Regions from separate parts of the Mus musculus genome. Here regions 1 and 3 are each linked to region 2. A link is a loop called in an ENCODE intact Hi-C map of the cell type or tissue named here. Cell type or tissue: gastrocnemius. All regions are shown on one strand.

Region 1 (4,000 bases), 94 kb after region 2:
GGATTGAACCCGGGTCCTCTGGAAGGGCAGCCAGTGCTCTTAACTACTGAGACATTTCTCCAGCCCCGTTTGTAATCTTTAAAAAAGAAAAAAGAAAAACAAACACAAAACCACCTCTTGCCTTCTGTCTTTCTATAAAGAAATATATTATCATTTTTCCCTTTTCCTTTTTTTAAAAGGACTAAATCATGCCAGATAACCTCTTTATTTCATTCTATGTCTTAGTGTGAAAATATCTTACTTTACTCATTGTTTGAACTGCAATAGTTTATAATAGTTTTGACTCTCATCAAATGAAAGTTAAGGCAATGTACTTCAACCCTTCTTGCTTTCTCTAAGACATTGAGTTCCTTAGTGCTCTTCATCAGGTATATGAAGGGGAATCTTATTCCTTTCCTTTTTCTTTTTCTTCTTTTTGTTAGTGAGTCTCACTGACTAGCTTTGGAAAGCCTGGAACTTGCTATGTAGATCAGTCTGGCTTCAAACTCACAAGAGATCCACCTGAGTGCTGGGATTAAAAACTGGGACACCCACTATACTGGAAGGAAACTTTTTGATATCACCTGTGTAGGTCAGCTTCCTAGTTAGCACTCAAGAAAATATCTGGCCAGTTATCCATATTCAAGTTGGACTATAAGATAGTGAAATGCATAGGTATTTGAAATTTTTGCTTTTTAATTTAAAGAAAGTAATTGGAAGTTCACTAATTAAAAAATAAAACAAAAAATTTAAATATGTTAATTCTATCTATCTATCTATCTATCTATCTATCCATCCATCCATCCATCCATCCATCCATCCATCCATCCATTTATCCATCTATAATTTTTTTAAAAACCAGCTCTCAGAATATAGCCCCAGGCTGTATTAAAGACATAGTCCCTGTTGTCTGTAGGTCAAAAACATTACCGGTATTTCTAGTTAATCTATATTGCCTCTGGTTTTTTAGCAAAAGAAACATGAATGCCAAAATAGATTTTTATTTGTTTTAAGATGCCCATTCATTCATTCATTCATTTACTCATTCTTTCATTTATATTTAAAAGAGTAGAAAGCTTTGTTACCTGCATCAGGCAGAGTGAACAAAGAGGTTCTTTCCAAAGTGGTCGCTTCTTCAACAAAGCATTTCAAATTTTATGTTAGCACCTATACTTACATATGTGGGAATACACTTTAGAGGCGGGTACATTTGCATGTGTAGTTTAAGGTCATAGTTCAAGAAGGGAAGATGGATAGATTTAGGGACATACTTAGTTTACAGGATGAAACACTTACTGGAAAGGTTAAAATGGTAGATGAGAACATTTGGGCATGTTCAGCTTATGTTAAAAGGTGGCAGACCAGAATTCCTCTGGACATGCTTACCCACCTCCCCCCTGTACCCTCCCCATCTAATATGTGCTCATATTAGAAGGTGTCAGAGAAGAGCTGCTTGTATTGTTGATGAGACTCCTTCTCCTTCTTGTATAAAACAACAAAACTTGCCCCTTAACTCCTTTTAAGGATCTTAGATACTAACTGGTGACTGACTGTAGTGCGATTCACTGGAACATTTGGAATAGAGGGAATAATGATCCATAGTGCCACCATGTGGTTGCAGAGCAGACCAGCCAGAAAGTACCTGGCTGGACTGAAGTTTGGAGTAGTTTGTGTACTTAGTAATAAATAGCTTTTGCAGACGAACTGTATAGACTAGGAAGATTGTCTTATTTGAAACCAATTTAAAAATCTGGGTAGATAATAGTTTATTCTCAAGCATTGTTCCTCGAATGGATAAGAATGCCATTTAGTGGTATCCCATTCTTTAGGGACCCACACATTTCATGCCTTATAATGCAAATGTACAGACATCATTTGGGGATGGATACAAACAATTTTTTAATGGTTTAAGAGATAATTGCCCTTACTGGCTTACTAAGTAGAAACCTCATGCCAATAGCAGGTGCTATATTTTGTTCTCCTTTTCTAACAGTATTTTCAGATAGAAAGGCTTAGTTGCTTAGTTTGAGATTTGGAGTTTCAGTTGATAGCATGGGAATTTAAGATTGACTAAAGTAGATAGTGTATGTTTTATGGTTGTGCCCAGTTCTTGATTGAAAAACATGTTTGTAATTTCACACTTTCATTTTTACAATATTTTCACTTAAGCTGCTTTCAAAATTTCAAACTGTGTGGTAGAAGAGTTCAATTCACAGCAACCACAGGGCAGCTCAGAACCATTGGTAAGGGGATCTCCTCTGGTGTGTCTGACGACAGCAGCGGTGTACTCATAGAAAAGAAAGAATTTATGATTCTGTCTTCCATGTTGAAAGAGGGGTATCTCTTGCCATTCGAAGAAAACTGACTAGTATAAATGAGTCAGTTCCTTGAAAACTGGCCCCTTGGGTGTATTTAGATGACAGCCTCTCCTTCACCAGTCATAAGGGGTGCTCTTTTCTGACTCTCTCACCTTTGTTTTCATCATTTTTTTTTTTTTTTTTTTTTTTTTTTTTTTTTTTTTTTTGGTTTTTTGAGACAGGGTTTCTCTGTATAGCTCTGGCTATCCTGGAACTCACTTTGTAGACCAGGCTGGCCTCGAACTCAGAAATCCGCCTGCCTCTGCCTCTGTTTTCATCATTTTAAGTAATTTAAAATTAACAGATATTTCCTTATGTTAATGTAGATCACATCAGGAAAGAAATAGTTTGTGAGCTCTGTAAATTCTGCAGGAGTTCAAATAAGCTGAAAAAATTAGTTTTGATATGTACTTTAAAAAAAGTATATTTGAACATAGTGGAGCATATGTCCTTCTTACTGGTTGGGACATCTTCTGGATATATGCCCAGGAGAGGTATTGCGGGATCCTCCGGTAGTACTATGTCCAATTTTCTGAGGAACCGCCAGACTGATTTCCGGAGTGGTTGTACAAGCCTGCAATCCCACCAACAGTGGAGGAGTGTTCCTCTTTCTCCACATCCTCGCCAGCATCTGCTGTCCCCTGAATTTTTGATCTTAGCCATTCTGACTGGTGTGAGGTGGAATCTCAGGGTTGTTTTGATTTGCATTTCCCTGATGATTAAGGATGTTGAACATTTTTTCAGGTGCTTCTCTGCCATTCAGTATTCCTCAGGTGAGAATTCTTTGTTCAGCTCTGAGCCCCATTTTTTAATGGGGTTATTTGATTTTCTGGAGTTCACCTTCTTGAGTTCTTTATATATATTGGATATTAGTCCCCTATCTGATTTAGGATAGGTAAAGATCCTTTCCCAATCTGTTGGTGGTCTTTTTGTCTTATAAGTGGATGCTCACAGTCAGCTATTGGATGGATCACAGGGGCCCCCAATGGAGGAGCTAGAGAAAGTAACCAAGGAGCTAAAGGGAACTGCAACCCTATAGGTGGAACAACAATATGAACTAACCAGTACCCCGGAGCTCTTGTCTCTAGCTGCATATGTATCAAAAGATGGCCTAGTCGGCCATCACTGGAAAGAGAGGCCCATCGGACACACAAACTTTATATGCCCCAGTACAGGGGAACGCCAGGGCCAAAAAGGGGGAGTGGGTGGATAGGGGAGTGGGGGGGGAGGGTATGGGGGACTTTTGGGATAGCATTGGAAATGTAAATGAGGAAAATACCTAATAAAAAATTTTAAAAAAAGTATATTTGTATATTCAGCAGTAACTTTTGGGTGTACTTGCTACTTATAAAACGCAATTGTCATTATAAGCTAATATTTTATATGTGTCATATTTTTTTCCTTTCTAAAGAGAATAACTTTGGCCAGTGATTTAGCTACTTGGGTTTTTTACAGTTGTGATCCACTGAAATGAAGGTCTTTCATTGTGTGGCGTGCTCTTTGCCAGAGTTACTTAGAAGTAGGTATTGTCCCTTTATTAAACTGAAAATAAAACTAACGTTATGATTAGGATACTTGCCTGTTTTTGTAGCTCTTATAAGCAGAGGGAAATATTTACCAAATAATACATACTTCATGCTTAAAAATCAGAAATATTTGTCTTT
Region 2 (4,000 bases):
TTATCTGATCTTGGAGCAGAGTAATTTTAGAAAATGCTTGCGTATTCTTTTTGTTGTTGAAGTGGGGGTCTTTCTCAATAGCCCACATTGACCTTGAACTCATAAACTCAAGCAATCCTCCTGATACCCAAGTAGCTGAGTCTACATGTCTGGGCCTCTGTGCTCGGTTGCCTCTGATTTTCATCATCTGAAACTAAGACCTGCCAAAGTGGGGGGGGGGCAGTTTTCCTGAGATTTCGAGACTTGCATGCGCGGTACTGGATTGATGTGAGAGCACCCTCTGGGGCCATCTCTGTTCTAATCCCCGGGCTTGGTCTTCTGCAGCCTTTGGAAAGGTTATGTTTCAGAATAGGTGTTGGTTTACACCGATGTTTTTCAATGCTTCATAGTCATTTTTCAAGATAATTCAGTTATGACTCTATAAAAGAAAACTAAAGAAACAGGGTTAAATTCAGGTCATTTGAAAGGAAGTCTTTGCCAGCTGGTGGTAGCACATGCTTTTAATCCTAGCACTGTGGAGGCAGACACAAGTGGATTTCTGTGAGTTCGAGGCCAGCCTGGTCTACAGAGCTAGTCCCAGGATAAATAGTGTTTCCCTATCTTTTTTTTTTTTTTTTTAATTTCTTTGAAAAATATTTCTGGCAGCTTCAAGGGCAGAAGTTGTTTATTTGTGTGTGTGATTTTTTTAATTAGGTATTTTTCTCGTTTACATTTTCAATGCTATCCCAAAGGTCCCCCATACCCAACCCCCCAATCCCCTACCCACCCACTCCCCCTTTTTGGCCCTGGCGTTCCCCTGTACTGGGGCATATAAAGTTTGCAAGTCCAATGGGCCTCTCTTTGCAGTGATGGCCGACTAGACCATCTTTTGATACATATGCAGCTAGAGACAAGAGCTCCGGGGTACTGGTTAGTTCATAATGTTGTCCCACCTATAGGGTTGCAGTTCCCTATAGCTCCTTGGGTACTTTCTCTAGCTCCTCCATTGGGGGCTGTGTGAGTGTTGCCCTATCTTGAAAAAGAAGGAGGAGGAAGAGGAGGAGGAGGAGAAAGAAAGAGTATTTGTGTGTGACATAGTCTGAATTTGCCAGGTTTGTGAACATATTTTCTAGTAATTTTCAACAATTAATTCAGCATACCATGAGTTAATTTATGGTGATGGAGAACCTTTCTGTGTATGGATGCCTGGCCATTTTCCCAACAAATTCATTTGCTGAAGATGGATTTTTACAAGTAGGTTTGGAAGTGAATTAGGTGTGAATATAGAAACTGGATTTTAAATATGCGTTTCTTTAGTCCTTTGTTTTATATGTGCTGAAAAGAAAGCAGTAACATCTCTCTCTCCCCCTCCTGCCTTTCCTCCCTTCTTACTTTCCACCCCCCTCTTCTTCCCCTGGTCCCTCCCCGTACAGTACACCTCCCACTTCTCTACTCACTCCTCCTCTGGCTTTCCTTTTGAAAGGCCAGGCTCCCATGGCTATCAACCGGCCAAGGTATATCAAGTTTCAGTAAGAAGGAAGCTGGATTCTTGAAGAACTAAGGACAGATGGAGAGCGAAAAATCTTGGCCAACCATGGGATTTTAAACAAATCATTTCTCCTTTTCCTTCTTCATACCTCTCTCTTTTTGATCTAGCTAACTACAAAGGCTCCTCCAGTTTCTAACTGCCTGTAGGATGACACTGGGGGCAGACACAAGATGTACATTCTTAGTAAACAAAGCCATGCTCCGTTGTGTCCACTAGGAGGCACTGTAGCACCAGTGCACTATCGTCTGTCCTTCAATTTATCCAAGTCAATTTATTTTCCTTAAACCTTCAAATTCAAGTTTATGCTACCGTGAAAGCTAAGATTTAATTTAGTAACAGCATCTGGTTAAATCTAGGAAGAATTCAGCCGAGAGACTTACTGACTAGGGAAAATCAGAATCCCGGAGCCATTTGCATTGTAAATGGTGTCTCATGATTTTGAAAGGGCATCAGGAGGGGCTTGAAATTCTCAAGGGAAATATAGATTGGACCAATCCCGACTTCCCTAACAATGAAGTCATAAATGAAGAAGTGTGCAAACTCCATGTGAAGACAACTATAATATTACTCAAGGGTAGAAAAGAATACTTAAATTGAGATATACCATGTTCTTGGATACAAAGGTTCAGTGCTGTATAAATTTAAAGCTATTCTACAAATATACTCACACATATAATGTGATCAAAAATTTTTTTTAGAAACTTGATAAAGTTTATTGAGGACAATGAAGCTGGAAAAAATAAAGGAAGAAAATTGAACTTTTTGAAGGGGAAGAGAATTTGAACCACTGGTTTTTTGTTTGTTTGTTTTATTTTAAATCATGAAACAGTTGAACGTAAATATCTCTTTATAGGTCTCTGGGAATGGCTGAGCAGGGAACGTGCCTGCCACACATGCATGAAGACGTGAGTTTGTATACCCAGAGTATACATACAAAATGCCTGTAACTCTAGCACTGGGGGCAACGAGGCATGGAAAAGCAACAGCAGATGCCTGAAGCTCACTGGTCAGTCAGCCTGGCTGAAGCTAAGAGCTTTAGATTCATCGAGAAAAGCAGCAAGGTGAAGGTCCTTGCCACCAAAGCTCTGTAAAGAACATTCAGTCCCAAGAGCCTACATGATGGGAGGAGAGAACAGATTCCCTGAGACTGCCATGTGTCTTTTGTCTTCCACATGTGTGCTGTGGTACCCACCCCACCCCTCACCCCAACTCCCCAATGCACACATAGTAAATAAATGGGAAAATGTAAAGATAGACAGCAATCAGGGAAGACACCCAGGGTCAACCTCTGGTCTCCACACATAGGTACACACACATACCCAACACACACAGTTACTCATGCATACATTGATGAGCACATATGCCACATCTATACAATACTACACACACACACACACACACACACAAAGTTGCTACAAAGTATTAGGCCAACAAAAGAAAATAACAAGTCTTGAAAGCGTGCTTGAAAAGCAAGCATGATAGACTGGACTCTCTCTCTGTCCTCTGTCTCTGTCTCTGTCTGTCTGTCTATCTCCCCCCTCCCCATGCATTCATGTGTATGTGCATAGGTATGCATGTATAGATGTGTGTGTGTGTGTGTGTGTGTGCGCGCATGTGTGTGCATGTGCAATGAGGTATGTCTAGTCTTCCTGTGACATTGAACCCCGAGGAGTGGTACAAAGACGCCAGTCCATCACATTACTTACCTGCACTGATGATGAGGGGTCTAGTGGTGATAGTGTCAGAGAAACTTCCCCTGAAGTAGCAACTTCTTCCTGTCAGAGTTCTGGAAGCATCCTCACTGGACTGTGCATCAGTGATTCTTAGCTTTCTGCTATCAGCTGACTCTGCTCTTGTCTGCTTCCTGAGCCTGATCTTAGCTTTCTCAGGGATGCTGTGCCCTACTTGGTATTTTTCAAAAAGTCCTTTTTTAGTTAAGTCACATAGAATTGGTTGCTAATGCTCAAACCTAGGTCCTGACACATCCAAAAGCTGGTAACCGGGGCATTGTTATTGAAAGAGACTCTTAGGTAAACCAGGAGGCTCTGATCATGCAGACTCAGTATTTCCAAAAAAAAAAAAAAAATGATAAAACCCAGTTAATATCAGAGATAGAACTCTGAAATCCCATGCCTTTAGTAGCAAAATGGTTAATAAAATGAACGCCTCTGCACATTAGAGCCAAGGTGGGCCATGGAGGACTACTGGTTGCCACAGGGCAATGTGAAGGGTGGCTTAGAGGATTCCAGAGCTGTGTGCTGTGTACTTCCATCGAAAGGCTGAGCAGTGAGACTCTCTAGGTTTCCATTCTAGAATGTTCACCGAAACCCCGAGTATGAGTGTGTAAGGGACTCTGATGGTGCTCAGAATGGAGACAGGGAGAACAATACAGGATCTTACTGACTGCTAACTTGCAAATCAGTCTACCCTCTTACTCTGGCTCTTATATGAGCATTATTTGATGTGCTGATC
Region 3 (4,000 bases), 61 kb after region 2:
ATATAGCACATTTATCTCCACCAGAGATCAAAGTTAATCAGCAAGCAAGTAGATTAGTTGATGATGGAAAACAAAATTATTGTTGCTACTACTTTTTCTTGTAAGACAAAAAGTTTGTAGAACTTTATTACAACAACCATAGGCAGTGTTTCGGAGCCCAGTTCGTTAGCTTTTCTCAGCACTGTTGCGGACTTGACAGAAGCATCTTTGGGGAAGAGAGAAATATGTCCGGCTCATGGTTTATAAAGAGCACGTGGCTGTGGTAGCAGTGGGTCCTGCAGGTTGGTTTGTTTGTACCTTTCTTCTGACTCAGCTTGTTTTCTACGAATTATGCTTTTCAAGGTGGCATGGTGGTATATAAGTCTGTTTGTTATTTGGAAGACAAAGGCAGGAGGATCAGATGTCTTTTTTTTTTTTTTTTTTCCTTCGAGACAGGGTTCCTCTGTGTAGTCCTGACTGTCCTGGAACTCAAGCTGGCCTCGATCTACTTCCCTAAAGCTCAGGAATCCACCGGCCTCTGCCTCCCAAGTGCTGGGATTAAAGGCGTGAGCTACCACTCCTGGGCTAGAGACTAGTCTTAAGCTGCACGAGGCTGTACAGTTTTCTGAGACTACTTATATCTTAAGTACAGTCTGCATCCATTGATTCTTTTAACAAGTGTACATTGTGAACATTTTTGAAAGCTTTCTTACTGAGTTTTTAAGAATAATTTTGGAGGGTTGGCAGTCTAGGTATGAAGGTGACTTAAAATTTATTTTAAAAAAACCTACATTTTAAGTTGAACTTAGAATAAAGTCAGTATTATTATACCTTCTAATCTTTACATTTCTAATGAGAACTCCACTTCATTTTTCTTTTCAATAAAGAAGTTGGTGGAAATAAAACTTCATTTGTAGAATTTCCCTCATTTTTCCTTTCCCCCATCCCTGGCTGACCTTGAACCTCTGGTCCTGTCTGAGCTTCCCGACTACTGGCATTATAGGCATATGTCACCATACCTTGGTCTACAGGAATTTTTCATAGTGCATTTTTTCAAGTGTGTGTGTTGCTGTCTTTCTCATCACTTCTTTGTCATATGATCTCTTTGGTTGTCTTGAAGCAGTCAATCACAAACCAGATAATAAAGAGCTGCATTCGAAAATCTTGAGGAGGGTTAGATTTCTGCTCATTGTGTCCATACGTGATTGGTTTGGAAGTGGCTGGCACTGAGGCTGGTCAGCTCAGCTCAGCCAGCACTGAGTGAGGCTTCAGAGGCATTTCTCTCTTCACTTTTCCCAAAGCTATTTTTCTCATTTCAAACTGTAGTGAGGCTGGAGAGATGGCTCAGCGGTTAAGAGCACTGACAGCTCTTCCAGAGGTTCTGAGCTCAATTCCCAGCACCCACATGGTGGCTCACAACCATCTGTAATGGCTTTTCGTGCCCTCTTCTGGTGTGTCTGAAGACAGCTACATGCACCCATAGAAATAAAATATATACATCTTAAAAAACAAAACAAAACAACCCCCCTTTCTCAAACTGTAGTGGATAGGTCGAACTTCTGAACTGAGTTAGAAGTAATTTCATGAGAATTTTATCAGAAAAGCTTTAAAAGTTATTAGCTAAATGATCTTTAAAAAGGTTGTTAACCTAGAGTAAAAGTAGGTGAAATAACCTTTTCCTTTTCTTGACTTTTCCTGACTATGCTTAGAAAAAGCACAAGCCATGCGCTAAACCCAGGGTCCTGTGAGTTATATTGAAGAGGAGTGGGGAGCTGATGATTTGTCTCCAGGGGCAGACACAAAAGTGAGATCTCACTTAAGACTAATACTTATGGATTAGTAATAACAATACTAAATCTAGATATAGTATTTCACCTAGTGACTGAGTAATAGGCCTGGGGAGTGGGAAAAAATGGAGTGTGCAAACCATACATCTCCTAGGAGAACACTGCCACCTTGTGTATATGTGATGATAGTCTCTAAGTACTTATTTTCTGTTGTTGCAACACATAATTTTTCCTTTTTTTAAAAAAATTTTGTTTATTTTATGTATGAGTACATTGTAGCTCTCTTCAGACACACCAGAAGAGGGCATCGGACCCCATTACAGATGGTTGTGACCCACCATGTGGTTGCTAGGAATTGAACTCAGGACCTCTGGAAGAGCAGTCAGTGCTTTTAACCTCTGAGCCATCTCTCTAGCCCAATTTTTCCTTTTCATATTTGTACTACTTCGTTCTGCAAGTTTGTAAAACATGTTTTAATAGGGTAAAATCAAGCCAACCTTCTTTTTGGCAGTAGGAAGAATCTTGGGTTTTGACAACATCAAATTTGGTGTGGTTAGCTTCAGGAATCTGAAAGCCTGGGGTATGATACTACTTTACTTCTGGTTTAGTTGTGGATAACTTCCTTTTAATGGAGTTTGGGAAAGCTAAGGATTTTGTTTTTTTTTTTGGTTTGGTTTTTCGAGACAGGGTTTCTCTGTGTATCTCTGGCTGTCCTGGAACTCACTTTGTAGACCAGACTGGCCTCGAACTCAGAAATCCGCCTGCCTCTGCCTCCCAAGTGCTGGGATTAAAGATGTGCGCCACCACACCCGGCTGGATTTTGTATTCTTTATTGCAGTTTTCCTGGTGCCTTGAGATTGTTATTCTTTTTTTTTTTTTTTTTTAATTATTACGTATTTCCTCAATTACATTTAGAATGCTATCCCAAAAGTCCCCCATACCCTCCCCCCCCTTCCCTACCCACCCATTCCCATTTTTTGGCCCTGGTGTTCCCCTGTACTGGGGCATATAAAGTTTGCGTGTCCAATGGGCCTCTCTTTCCAGTGATGGCCGACTAGGCCATCTTTTGATACATATGCAGCTAGAGTCAAGAGCTCCGGGGGTACTGGTTAGTTCATAATGTTGCACCTACAGGGTTGCAGATCTCTTTAGCTCCTTGGATACTTTCTCTAGCTCCTCCATTGGGGCCCTGTGCTCCATTCAATAGCTGACTGTGAGCATCCACTTCTGTGTTTGCTAGGCCCCAGCCTAGTCTCACAAGAGACAGCTATATCAGGGTCCTTTCAGCCAACGCTTGCTAGTGTATGCAATGGTGTCATCGTTTGGAGGCTAATTATGGGATGGATCCCTGGATATGGCAGTCTCTAGATGGTCCATCCTTTTGTCTCAGCTCCAAACGAGATTGTTATTCTAAAAGGCAAAGTTTACTCTGTGATAGGGAAGACATCAGGCACTAGACTTACTGATACAGCTGCTCCTAGATTCTTAAATGTTTCCGTCAGACCCAGTGCAGAATGACCACAGTAAGACTTTAGAATAGTGCTTTTGAGAAAGTATTAAAATGATGAAGAGGGCTTTTAAAATTATTTTGGTGACCTGAGGGTATAATTTAGCAGGTTTTAAATATTGTCATGAGACTGGGTTGAATGTTCTCTAGGTAAAACTTCTTTATCTGGGCAATGTGGGACAGGGCACTTTCTAAGGATCCTTTTAGCATTTGGACTTTGTAACAAGTGAAGCTTTTACTCTCCTACAGATGTTGAAGCTGTAATTCACATCCAGGTACTTGCAGCCTTTAAATAGGATAATTAGGATCAGTTGCTAAATTAGAGGTGCGTTTTGGCTCGTGGTTTGGAGGTTTCCTTCTGAGACTGGTACCGGTTGTTTTGGAGTTGCCACTGGTAAGGCAGCAAGCGGATCACCCTAAGCCGCGTGTGGCAGGGCAAATTAGTCATTCTATGCTTAGCTATAAGAGAGATACTAGGGATGCACAGTCCCCTTTTAGGACGCGTCTCAATGCCTCTAGACCTCCCACTAGGTCCCACCTACTAAGGGCTCTACCACCATCTTATAACACCGTGCTCCCTGGGCACAGTTTTCTTTAGTTTCTGTTTATTATTTGTCCCTGGTCTTTATTATTTTCTCACAACTGCTTCCAGTTGTTTCCTTCCCTAGGAGTTGACTACGTCTGGATGTGCTCTGAGGTTGAGACATCAGCAGAGACATCCAAAGCT

Evidence for each region. Peaks named below come from ENCODE experiments on the same cell type or tissue, not always from the same donor. Only the 100,000 strongest peaks of a DNase experiment are listed, where the experiment ranks them.
Region 1: it touches region 2 in a loop (14-fold over the local background); 14 of 42 quality-filtered maps call a loop at or near these places.
Region 3: a loop joins it to region 2, with 9 times the contacts of the local background. A loop is called at or near these places in 30 of 42 quality-filtered maps.

What each region holds. Positions count from the first base shown.
Region 1 is chr2:75,878,409-75,882,408 of GRCm38, forward strand. All of the region lies in intron 11 of Agps (alkylglycerone phosphate synthase), which reads left to right. Among named protein-coding and RNA genes, the nearest start is that of Gm34861, 48 kb to the left of the region's middle. In gastrocnemius, a CTCF peak has its summit at 1,590 (motif pointing left); no DNase peak of the experiment used is centred here.
Region 2 is chr2:75,784,542-75,788,541 of GRCm38, forward strand. Gm13657 (a long non-coding RNA gene) reads left to right here. Exons shown (of 5, transcript XR_001783382.2): 4 at 2,382-2,589. Among named protein-coding and RNA genes, the nearest start is that of Gm13657, 9.7 kb to the left of the region's middle. In gastrocnemius, no CTCF peak of the experiment used is centred here; a DNase peak (open chromatin) is centred at 1,739.
Region 3 is chr2:75,845,996-75,849,995 of GRCm38, forward strand. All of the region lies in intron 1 of Agps (alkylglycerone phosphate synthase), which reads left to right. Among named protein-coding and RNA genes, the nearest start is that of Gm34861, 16 kb to the left of the region's middle. In gastrocnemius, a CTCF peak has its summit at 1,944 (motif pointing left); no DNase peak of the experiment used is centred here.